Regions from separate parts of the Homo sapiens genome. Here region 2 is linked to region 1. A link is a loop called in an ENCODE intact Hi-C map of the cell type or tissue named here. Cell type or tissue: MCF 10A. All regions are shown on one strand.

What was found. Hi-C counts contacts between places; a loop is a spot of excess contacts. Peaks named below come from ENCODE experiments on the same cell type or tissue, not always from the same donor. Only the 100,000 strongest peaks of a DNase experiment are listed, where the experiment ranks them.
Region 2: it touches region 1 in a loop (25-fold over the local background); 6 of 110 quality-filtered maps call a loop at or near these places.

What each region holds. Positions count from the first base shown.
Region 1 is chr13:110,221,232-110,223,731 of GRCh38, forward strand. All of the region lies in intron 2 of COL4A1 (collagen type IV alpha 1 chain), which reads right to left. Among named protein-coding and RNA genes, the nearest start is that of COL4A1, 85 kb to the right of the region's middle. In MCF 10A, a CTCF peak has its summit at 1,173 (motif pointing right); a DNase peak (open chromatin) is centred at 1,180.
Region 2 is chr13:108,960,676-108,963,175 of GRCh38, forward strand. MYO16 (myosin XVI) reads left to right here. Exons shown (of 35, transcript NM_001198950.3): 18 at 864-981; 19 at 1,749-1,820. Among named protein-coding and RNA genes, the nearest start is that of MYO16-AS2, 140 kb to the right of the region's middle. In MCF 10A, a CTCF peak has its summit at 1,045 (motif pointing right); a DNase peak (open chromatin) is centred at 1,116.

The DNA of each region.
Region 1 (2,500 bases):
TGCACAGTGAATATTTCTGATAGATCCACATTTACAAAGAAATAAAACCATAGATATTTTCTGATCCATGAAAATCCACTTTGCACATCAGCTTAAAAGAAAAAAATGAATTAAAAAGAGTCCTTCAGAAAATACTTTCTAAAGAACTATCATTCAACACAAGAATAACTCAAGGGGGCCCTCAGTATGGTCTTCTTATAAACAATTTAAAAGTTCCCCGAAAGCCATCCAAAAGCAAACAAACCATCTGACGTCCCCGATCCAGTAAAAATGTTCTAGGAGAACTGAGTGCTGATAAATTACTGGCAGCCAAAAAAAATCTTAAAAATTTCCAAAGGTCTTTAAATCTTACCAAAGTTCCAGACATTTGTCCATGATGAAAGTGGAGACTCACTCATGGAAGCGCACAGTAAAGCTGTGAGCAGCAGCAAAGGTCTCCAGAGGCAACTATTATCTTCAAGAGTTTTTTCTTATCTTTTTTCAGAAAAAACAGTCCAAAATGCTCTCATTAATTCTTACTCCAAAGCAGTACTCCGTTTCAAATATTGTTAAACAGAACCATTTTAAGTCAGTCCCCCAGAGCAGTCAGATTTCCACGTTGGAAAGGAAGAAAAATATGATGATGATCTTTTTCCAAAGGCTTGTGAACCTGCTCAGTCAGATTCCACGTGTGCCTGCGCTCAGGCAGCGCGTCTGTCATCAACAGCTTAATTCCGTTTTCGCATCAAACCACACCAGCAGACAGTGCGTTCTCTGGAAACACTTGTATTTTCCTGGCTCCGGGCTCCATCAACAACACATTCAAATGCCCATGTGAAGGGCCAAGCTCCTGGTCGGGGCGTCCGTAGACACCCACCCTTCATCCACCTCCAGGCACCTGCGACCCACACAGCAGCACCCCAGGGCCCTGGCACCCCTCAGCACATTCGAGAGCGCTGCCTTCATGTGAAACAGGCACATTCACACCCTCCCCGGCGGGCCCTGGCACCTCAGACACACCCATGGGATCTCAGCCAAGCACCCCCTTGTTGAAGAAGTACTCAGACACTGAATGATCTGGAGAAAACCCAAACTCTGGCAGACAGTGGATCCAGCCCGTGACAGGCCCGGGCGGAGGAACCAACGGCCTCAATCAGGGCTTGGGTGAGGAGTCTCCGTGGGCTGCAGCTGCTCGCCACTAGAGGGAGCTCTGGGACTATACATTTTCCCCCAAATAAACTAAACCTCCCTGGTGGACCTTAAAGAATTAAGGCTTTTTCAGGCCGGGCGCGGTGGCTCACGCCTGTAATCCTAGCACTTTGGGAGGCCGAGGCGGGTGGATCACGAGGTCAGGAGATCGAGACCATCCTGGCTAACATGGTGAAACCCCGTCTCTACTAAAAATACAAAAAATTAGCCGGGTGTGGTGGCGGGCACCTGTAGTCCCAGCTACTCGGGAGGCTGAGGCAAGAGAATGGCATGAACCAGGGAGGCAGAGCTTGCAGTGAGCCGAGATCGTGCCACTGCACTCCAGCCTGGGCGACAGAGCCAGACTCTGCTTTAAAAAAAAAAAAAAAAAAAAAAAAAAGAATTAAGGCTTTTTCCTAAATATTCATTGTAGTAATATATTACTATTAAAATATTAAATATTCAGTGCCATTGAACACATTCTGTGGGCGGAGTGAGAGAAATCACTTTGATATGGCCTAAAAGAACTCTATGGTAAATATTTTTAATTAGGATTCAAAATTTAATTAAAATTAAATATAAAAACTAGTAACCTGAATATCGAGGCTATTGCGTTACAGGTAAATGCGGTCAGCCTATAAATAATGAGAATGATGGATATTTTCTGGATAGCATTTTCACATCCATTTTATAAATTGGGAGAGTATTTGAATCTAATGACAATACAGAAAAAATAGCAAATTCAATTTTTAAAATAGCTGTATGGAAATAGAAAATACTGAAAAAATTACATTCTACAAAGCATGCATAAAATAGATACAAATGTAATCACAGGGAGGTCTCTAAGAAACCACTGCTAAACATCCCACTGCCAGTAAAACTTATGTAAAGGTTCTTCTTTGGTCTTCTTCCACTATAAGTTTATAGAAAACTTATGCATTAAGGTAATTTAGTCCATTCTCCTGAGTTTTGCCAATTCTAAAAGAAAAAAAAATCTATCCAGTTTTTTGGATCCCAAAAAAGATGATAACATTCTCTCCTTTGCTTAACCTATCAGCATGAACACTCATTAAAACCAAAATCACAGATGCCTCTTTCTAAACCTACTACCTAACATTCTGTTTCTCAAATATATATTTTTAAAAACATCTTCAAAACGAGAAAAACAGTACAGAAAACAAGTGTTCTGCTACAGGCTTGGAACCTCACTTGCTGCAGCTATGGACGGTGTGGATGGTTGTGCATGTTGCACACTGCAGCAATCAGAGGCCAAAATCAGCCACCGAAGCTAGGTGTTGGCACAGCAGGAGGCCTTTATCTAATATGACAAAGC
Region 2 (2,500 bases), 1.3 Mb before region 1:
GAACAGGCTATGCCACTTGCCCTTCACGGGGCTCAACCTGTTTTACTGTTGATATCATCATGCTAAATATTTGACATTCTAGAAAAGTACAGTTTAACTTGCAGCTTTTTCTTGATTTTTCATTCTTGCCAAAAAATGACTATCCAAAATCAAATTTAAGGTCTCATTTTTTTTATGCAGCGTTCCAGATTCTCTTTCAGCATTCTCTTACTTCCTGCTACCCTCTGCTCAAAGATAGCTCTTGCCAACATCCATTTTTTTCTGTTTTCCTTAAAATACCTTAAAAAACAATTAGCATTTTTTGAGTCTAGGCACAGTTGTTTTCATTAGGCCTCCTTTAGTTTTTCCAGGAGAAGTAAACAATTCTGTAATCATCGTGTTAATTTATCTCATAAGAGAGATAGCGAAGAAATGAACACCATGATGTAGGTTCTTGAATGAAGCGGCCACAGCAACTGCAAAGTCTAAATAGCGTCCAACGTGAGCCTGGAGAGGAGGGGGAGTGAAGTCTAACCTTACAAGTGAAGCCCAGCCAGTCAAACCCTAAGCACACAATTATTCATTTTTGTTATTACAATTATCTACAAGCTGTTAATTTATATCAGAATATTATTTCCTGACTCTCTTATATTTCAGGAACAGGAACATTGATTTAGAGAAAATATGTTTTGAATTATGAGGTTTTGATGTTGAGGTAGAGACTGGTAGTTTTCTTGCCATATCGAACATTTGGGATCTGCAAACTCCCAACCTCATTAATAGGGTCATCATTTTTGTAACTTACTTTTAGATATTTAAAAATTTTGCCTTTTAATCTTTCTTCTAAGCACCCTATTCATTCTCTCTGTTTGTAAAATGCATAGGAGGTGGAGAATCTGTTCGTAATTCTAGCAGCAATATTGCACCTTGGAGACATTCGGTTTACTGCCCTGAATGAGGGGAACTCCGCCTTCGTTTCTGACCTCCAGCTCCTGGAACAAGGTCAGTGGAACATGACCTTCTGACATTAACCACATTGATGTGCAATTTTGTAGATCTACCAGTAGATGGCGACATAGTACAGAAAAGCCAGTTGGCTTAAACCCTTTCCTCTATAGTAGAATTCAGTGAGGGGGGGAAATTGTCTACTTTGTTTTTTCTTAAAATCTGTTGTGGAAATGAGTAGCAAGATGTACTTTTATGTTCTCATTCTGTGCACCACATTAGCAACACTGATTCTTTAGCACATACTTGTTGTTTATTTATATTGTTCTAAGTACCCTTCACCCCACTACCCAGTGTATTTTGGGAGCATGTTATTAGCTCAACATTTTAAACAGAATGTAATTAATTCCCTTTCAAAGATCTTGCCAAAAATCTCTCTCTTTGAAGTTGCCTCGTTAGTCGCTCCCAGATTTTTAAAAAATACCTTAAAACCACAGATTGTCAGGAAACAACATATCTTCACCTATATCAAAGAGATTTAACCAGGTACCTGGAAAAAAACAATTCCATACCATCTGTGAGGACAGGGAGGAAAAACATCCGCTGTGATTTAATGCACAGAACTGTAAGAACTCATTAATATTTTGATTACTGTAAGATGTTTCTCTAGTTGAATTTGACAATTACAGTGGTAATGACTTTTTAAAATACTCATGTTTTGTAATGTGCCTATATAAAACTTATCAATTATGGCCATAAAATTCAATGTTCTTGGTATCAAAAAATATACTAACTTTATGTTTATAATGCTGATTTAATTTTAGTGGCTGGAATGTTACAAGTATCAACAGATGAATTGGCATCTGCCTTAACAACTGATATTCAATATTTTAAAGGTAATTTTTTTATGCTCTAACATCTTTGTGCAATTTAGAATCAAATATGAAAATTAAATACAGTTTGACTTGTCCCCACTTAGTGAAACTATTTCTATGAATTGAATGCCAAATGAGGAAAGCATTCTGAGCCTGTTTGGTCATTTGACATGACTATAGTGTAGACTCTTTATGCTCCTGAGAGACCATTTTGCCTAACTGGTCACCCTTTCTAGATAATCTGTCACCTTAGAAAAACAAAACCATCAATCCAAGAGGGTTTCTTCAAAGAAAATATTGGATCCATTTGCATGTGTGGTGCCATGCTGCACTCTTCAATGAAGGACCAACCTTTTCCTGCTACCTCATTGGTTAGAACAGCTGTCATTTATTGGACATATATAAACTGATAGGCATTGTGCCAAGTCCTATAAAAATTGTAGTGTTTGAATTCTCACAGATTGCTCTGATGTGGGCATTACTATTTCCATTTTAACAGAGGGGAAAACTAAAATTCAAATAAGTTAAATAACTTTGAACCTCAAATCACTAGTAAGTGACATGTTTGGAATTAGAATCTAGCGCTGTCTGACTCCCAGATGACATGCTTAATCTCTATGCTACATGCATCTCTACTCAGTGAACAAAGAGAGTGGTTTTCCCACATGATCTTCAAGTACTCACTCTAAATGATGGCCTTA